Linked DNA regions of Homo sapiens: region 1 is linked to region 2. The links are chromatin contacts, found by Hi-C in ENCODE. All regions are on one chromosome and are shown on one strand. The core of a region is the stretch at or near the end of the contact, and the rest is flanking DNA. Distances in the headings are between cores, read along the strand shown. Region 1 holds the start of CTSD (cathepsin D). Region 2 holds the start of POLR2L (RNA polymerase II, I and III subunit L).

Region 1 (3,532 bases), core at 1-2,500, 920 kb after region 2:
CAGCTACCCTTCCCTCCAAGAAGCCCCAGGATCGTTTCCCCTCTGCTGTGTCTGTCCTCCTTGGAGAGGGGAGGCCTGTGGATAGGCTGGCAAGGTCAAGGCAGGCTCAGGCTTGTGGCTACTCCCCCACAACGACTTTAATTGGGGCTACCCGCCCCCGGGCCATTCCCCACAGCCTTTGGTGAGGCTCAGTCCTACCCAGCTGGCCCAGCCAGCTCCAGCCCCTGCAGCCTTCTGACCTCACCCACCTGCCAAAAGGCAGTGGACCCATCGCAGATCCCAGGTCTCCCACAAAGGCCCAGAGCAAGGGTGGGGCAGGTGCCCAATGGGATGGGTCAGCATACCCCTCCTGGGAATGCGGGCTGCCTTGCAAGGGCTGGGGAGGGGGTCAAGAAAGCAGACTGCAGCATGGCCCTCCTCTGCCCAGCTGGTCAGGCATGGCCGGGCCCCATCCCATCCAGGCCCAATCGGTGGCCTCACCTGGCACAGGGGATCGGCCTGAGGAGCGTGTGGGCCTCACTACAGCACAACCCCAGGCCCGGGGTGGGTGAGCCGACCCACTCCCCATGCCTCCTCCTCTCTCAGGGACATGGGAACTCCTAGGGTCTCGAGGGGTCTCCCAGCCCAGGGCCTGTGATAAGAGCCGCTGGAGCAAACTTTTAAAGCCCCCAGTTCACAGGTGGTAAAGGGGTCCCTAAGGAAATGGACTCGCCCAGACTCGGGGGCTCTGAGGCCTGACCTAGGTCTCCAGCAACAAGGGCGCTCAGTACAGACCCCAATTCCACCTGCCCCGAATGAGCACTACCTCCCCCCGCCCCGCCCCGTCTCCAGGGAGGCTGCGGTCAGTCTGCAGTCCTCAAGGTACAACCCAGGGTGGCATATGGGGGAGAGGCATCTGGCGCCTCTGCCCCGGGTCCCCTGCACCTCCGGAGCCCGGCGCCCCGTAGGCGGGTGGTCCGTGCAGGAGGCCGCGCAGGGCGGCACAGGTGCATTCCAGCGCGGGGGGCGCAAGGGGCTCGTGGGGGCCACAGGGGAGCGCGAAAGTCACCACAGGCCCCGGGACCTCGGCGCCGCGACCCCTGCCCGTCCCTGAGCCCCGGCCCCTGAGGCTTCACCTGACGAGCGCGGAGGCGGGTGCAGCCAGCAGGCAGAGGGCGAGCGGCAGAAGGCTGGAGGGCTGCATGGCGGCGGCGGCCGGGTCGGAGAGGGTCGCCGAGGCCGTGCGCTTATAGCCGGGATGACGCCGCAGTTGGGCCGGATCAGCTGACCCGCGTGTTTGCACCCGGACCGGTCACGTGGGCGCGGCCGGCGTGCGCGGGGCGGGGCGGAGCGGGGCCTGGCCTGGGCGGGGCAACCTCGGCGCACGCGCACAGCGCCCGGGCGGGGGGCGGGGTGGTGGTGCGCCTGCCGCGCCTACAGTTCCCGCCGCTCGCGCCCGCGGGGTCAGCCCGGCCCAGCTTCTGGGGTCTGGAGGATTCCCGTTTCGGCCTGGCCTGGGGTCGTGGGGCGGCCCACCCTGGAGGGCCCCGCGGGGTGACCCCTGTCCCGGCCGCCGCGGCCGTCCCCGCGTCCAGGCCTGCGCGGGGCGCTGCGCCGTGGGCTCCTGCACCTGCTCCTCCCGGCGCCCCCTCGTCCCCCTCCGAGACGCTCCCAGACATCCTCTCTGGAAGCCTCTTGCAAACCAAGGTTAAATTCAAAGTCCCCAGCCCACCGAATGGACCCTCCGCTCCTCTACAGGGCTTCCAGAGAAACCTGGAAAACCAGCTCAGGCCCTGCCGCAAAGGGGGTCGGACCCGCTCCGCCCTCTCCCTCTGGGCGCTGTGCTTAGAGACTCAGGCCTCACCGATGGCTCTAGCCTCCAGATCCCAAATTCCAGCCTCACACTGGCACAGCCTCACGTGGCAGACAGCAGGCCCGAAGGCAGGCAAAGTATTCCACCCTAAAATACATTCCTTTCACATGTTTTGATATGGCACTGCACAGCTGTCTCTTGAGGGGGCGAAATTCGCGTTTTCTAGAGAAGCTCCTTCCCTTAGGAGGTCGGGCACCTTTTGTCCACTCACGTCAACTCTTTTTTTTTTTTTTTTTTTTTTGAGACAGAATCTCGCTCTGTGGCCCAGGCTGGAGTGCAGTGGCATGATCTCGGCTCACTGCAACCTCTACCTCCTGGGTTCAAGCGATTCTCCTGCCTCAGCCTCCTAAGTAGCTGGGATTACAGGCGCGTGCTACCACGCCTGGCTAATATGTATATATACACACACGTATGTATATATATATATACACACACACACATATATAGTGTATATATACACATATATATACGTATATATATACACTATATATGTATATACATATATGTATATGTGTATATATGTGTATATATACATGTATATGTGTATATATGTGTATATATATACATGTATATGTGTATATATATACATGTATATGTGTATATATATACATGTATATGTGTATATATATACATGTATATGTGTATATATATACATGTATATGTGTATATATATATACATGTATATGTGTATATATGTTTTGTATTTTTAGTAGAGATGGTGTTTCACCATGTTGGCCAGGCTGGTCTCGAACTCCTGACCTCAGGTGATCTGCCTGCCTCAGCCTTCCAAAGTGCTGGGATTACAGGCGTGAGTAATCCCACTTTAACTCTTTAGGCAAAACATAACTCTTTCAACCACTTGCCAATCAGGAAATCTTTGAATCCCCTATGACCTGGAAGCTGCCCCTGCCAACCCTGTTTCTAGGCTGAACCAATGTATATCTTACATATGTTGATTTATGGTTTTGGCCTGTAACATCTGTCTCTGTAAAATCCGTAAAACCAGGCCGGGCATGGTGACTGTTGCCTATAATCCCAGCATACTCGGAGGCCAAGGTGGGAGCATTGCTTGAGCTGAAGAGCTTGAGATCAGCCTGGGCAACATGGTGAGACCCTGTCTCTACAGAAAAGACCTGAAAATTTTAAAAAAAAGTATAAAGCCAAGCTGTTACCCAGCCACCTTGCTCACATATTCTCAGGACCTGCTGAGGTGGTTTCACAGGTCATAGTCCTCACATTTGCTCAGAATAAATATCTTCAAATATTTTATAGTGTTTGGCTTTTTTTCAACAACACTCCCTATACCCAGGGTACCCAGATGGACCTCATCCTTACTCTCCAAGTGTCCCCTGCCCAAGCGCCCACTCTCCACCTCCTCAGAGCAGCACCTCACTGGGCCCTGCCCTGGCCACCCTGGGCCCTCCTCCCTTAGCCCAGACTTGCCCATCTCCAATGTGGCACCATCCCTGGAACCCCATCTCCAACGTGGCACCGTCCCTGGAACCCCGTCTTCAACGTGGCACTGTCCCTGGAACCCCATCTCTAACGTGGCACCGTCCCTGGAACCCCGTCTTCAACGTGGCACTGTCCCTGGAGGCCTGTCTCCAACGTGGCACCGTCCCTCTAGGCCCCGACCTCAAAGGTGAGCAGTGTATCCAGGTCAGAAACTGGGTCTCCCGA
Region 2 (3,235 bases), core at 727-3,226:
CTGCCTCTCACTGCCTGCTGGCCTCACCCCCCCCGCCACCGGCAAGGCGAACAGATTCACCCGGCTCAGAAGCTGAGATCTAGCAGTATGATCCTGGCTGGAGTAACCTGGAAATGCCCAGAACCCTGGGTGGAGCGTGAGGAGCCTCCTCTCCCACCTACTCTGGCTGTACGTGTGTGTGTATAACGTATGTAAGAAATGTAAATGAAATGAAAACGAAGTAATTGCGGGGAGCTTAGAAAACCAAGACCACCAAGGTGCTGATGTGCAGCCACCTCATCCAGCACTGGCCACGGCAGGGTAGCTCTCCAGGGGCCTGCCCTTAGCTGGTTCACCCCCACCCCAGCCAGAGCAAGCCCTGCTCTGCCGCTGTGGGGTCTTTCCTCACCTCTGCTTCCTTCCATCAGAGAGAGACTGCTTCTCCACGGAGCCACCTCTCCCACTTCCCAAGCCAATTAGAAGCTTTCATTTCCCTGGGACCTAGCTCCAGTCACCCTCAAGACCTCCAGAAAACTCCCACACCGATGGCTCCAATGTGCAGAGACACAGAAGCTTGGGAAAGGGGAGGCCACATGGGAGGCCCCTGCCGTTCCTATCCGGGGAAAGGGTCTGGACAGGCCGCCAGCCACTCAGTCTAGCAGCCCACTCGCTTTCCTCGTTTGTCCAGCAAGCTGCACCAAGTGCCGATGGCAGGCTGGCGCACACAAGCCCAGGGCTTCACATGTGACGAAGACTCAGTGGGCGAGGGTCAGACTCCAGCGGGGGCACCAAGACTCAGGCACCGTGGTGACAGCAGCACCAAGGGACAAGCACAGGAGAAAGACGCCTCCCCTACAAAGCCTGATGAGGGTGGTCAGCAAGTCTACCCTGCATTTCTTTTTCTGTGTGTGTGTGTGCGTGAGACGGAGTTTCACTCTCTCTTCCAGGCTGGAGTGCAGTGGCGTGATCTTGGCTCACTGCAACCTCCACCTGCCTCCCAGACTCAAGCGATTTTCTCGTCTCAGCCTCCCAAGTAGCTGGGACCACAGGTGTGCACCGCCATGTCCGGCGAATTAAAAAGATAGAGCCAGGCGCGGTGGCTCACGCCTGTAACCTCAGCACTTTGGGAGGTCGAGGCGGGTGGATCACCTGAGGTCAGGAGTTCCAGACCAGCCTGGCCAACATGGCGAAATCCCATCTCTACTGAAAATACAAAAATTAGCCGGGCGTGGTGGCACACGCCTGTAGTCCCAGCTACTCGGGAGGCTGAGACAGGAGAATTGCTGGAGCCCAGGAGGCGGGGGTTGCAGTGAGCCGAGATCGCGCCACTGCACTCCAACCTGGGCGACGGAGCGAGACTCCGTCTCAAAAAAGAAAAATAAAATAAAATAAATTTCTGGAGATCAGGGTCTCCCCAGGTTGTCCAGGCTGGTCTCGACCTCCTGGGCTCAAGCAAGCCTCTCGCCTCGGCCTCCCAAACTGCTGGGATTACAGATGTCAGCCGCCGCGCCCGCCCGTCCTGCAGCGAGGTTTGCAGGACATGGGGTGGGCCTGGGGGCAGAGATGGGAATAGGGCGGAGGCCAAGGGCTTTACTGCGGGTGACAAGACGCCTGCGACCCGCCAGGCCACCTAGAATCCCCAGGACACCACTGGTTTGAAGCCCAACTCCGTTCTCTTCCCCAGACTTCAGGGGATAAGGTTCTCCCGAAAGCAGATCACAGAGCGGGGCTGGAGAAGCCGGGCCTGAAGCTGCTCATGGGGCGCTGGCCTCAGGCAGCGCTGCGCCTCCCGCCCCGGCGCGCACCCCAGGGCGGACTCAGCCCCCAGCCCCGGCCCGCGCCCCACGGCGGACTCAGCCCCTAGCCCCGGCCCGCGCCTCACCCCTCGGTGTACTCGGCCTGCAGCAGCCCCAGGTAAGCCTCCCACTTGTTGCCGACGATCTTGCCACAAGTGAAGCAGCGTACAGGGATGATCATGGCGGCGGCGCGTCCCAGACTGCCCGGCCCGGCCCGGCCGCACGCGAAGAACCCCCCCAGGCCCCGCCCCGGGCGCGTCCACTGTTGCGGGAGAATCGGCTCCGCTCGTTCTCCGCTGTTCCGGCCGTCCCTCCACCGGCCCCGCCACCGCTGGCCGCAGTTTCCGCCGCGATAGGGGCTTCCCGTGCGTCCCGGGGCTCCTGGGCCTGTGCGTCCCGGGGCTCCCGGGCCCGCGCGGCCGCGGCAGCAGCAGACCGCACACCCCCGCCCACCGTCTTGGTGCATCCCGGCGCTACGGCGTCTGAGCAGGGCCGTAAAGCTGCGGCGGCGGTTCGCGTTTCTCGTGTCCGCTTGACTGACAGCTGCGCGGCGGGAGCGGGCGGCGCGAGCGGGAGGCGGCGGCGCAGGTACTGCGCCTGGGGGTTGTGGGGGCGTGCGGCCAGGGTCCCGTGGCCGGAGGTGTCCGACCGGGAGCGGCTGGAGCCGGACGCGAGCGGGGCGCGCGAGTTCGAGCCCAGAGCCGACACGCAGCAACAAGTGGGGTCCGGCGCGGGGGCTCGGGGAGAGGGCGGGCGGGGGCCGGGGCGGGTCTTCCTGCCGCCCCTCCTGGCCGCGCCGAGTAGTGGGTTCCTCCGCCTCGGCCTCTGCCCGCGGGGTGTCCGGGGCTCTCGGCGCTGAGTTCGGGGGTCCCATTCTGGACGCGGCCCAGCCCCTAGGGGCGCCGCCCTGGCCTCAGCTGCGCAATTACAGCCCCCGCCGGCAGCTCCCCGCCCCGGGCTCCTGTCCGCGTTCTTTCCGCTCTTTCCCGGGAATGGGGTCGGGGTGCGCCCTCCCGGGTCCCGGCTCTGCTGGCTGCTCGCCGTCCCGAGCTCCCGACGCTCAGACGCGCCTCTGAGCACGGGGAGAGGGGACCCGGGAGGGAGGTCGGGGAGGGAGTCGTGGAAGAGGTGCTTTTTGAGCTGAACCTGGAAGACCCCGGCACAGGGGATCCCTGGGCAGACTCCCGGAGGCTGCACTGGCAGGACCCCCTGAAGGCCTCAGCTCTGGCTTGCCCTGGAGCTCAGGGCCTACGGACGACGAGGGACGAGGAGCCCGTGTCTCTCGGATGGAGTGCGGGGGGGCTGGCACCAGCACCCTTCTTGCTGTGCCCCTGGGGTGGGGGTGAGGAAATGGGGGGTCGGTGTGCAGTGAGAGGCAAAGAAGGCTCCTTGGAGGTGCGAGGTGGGCTGTGGGGGTGGGTGGGCCGCAAAGCGGCACCCATGGGGGGCTCTGGGCTGGT

Evidence for each region. A loop is a pair of places that touch in the nucleus more often than their neighbours do. Pooled maps may share reads with other maps.
Region 1: a loop to region 2 is called in a map of ascending aorta, with 4 times the contacts of the local background. The contact joins the promoter of CTSD here to the promoter of POLR2L in region 2. A Hi-C loop is called at or near these places in 1 of 168 maps with a recorded cell type or tissue (ascending aorta) and 11 of 50 pooled maps.

The regions. Positions count from the first base shown.
Region 1 is chr11:1,762,677-1,766,208 of GRCh38, forward strand. CTSD (cathepsin D) reads right to left here and starts at 1,251. Exons shown (of 9, transcript NM_001909.5): 1 at 1,116-1,251. The coding sequence starts at 1,183. RefSeq lists silencers at 821-910, 1,161-1,630.
Region 2 is chr11:840,553-843,787 of GRCh38, forward strand. POLR2L (RNA polymerase II, I and III subunit L) reads right to left here and starts at 1,977. Exons shown (of 2, transcript NM_021128.5): 1 at 1,862-1,977. The coding sequence starts at 1,956. TSPAN4 (tetraspanin 4) reads left to right here and starts at 2,300. Exons shown (of 9, transcript NM_003271.5): 1 at 2,300-2,363. RefSeq lists enhancers at 236-980, 981-1,726, 1,727-2,470 and silencers at 1,739-2,368, 2,479-2,568, 2,589-2,818, 2,804-2,972.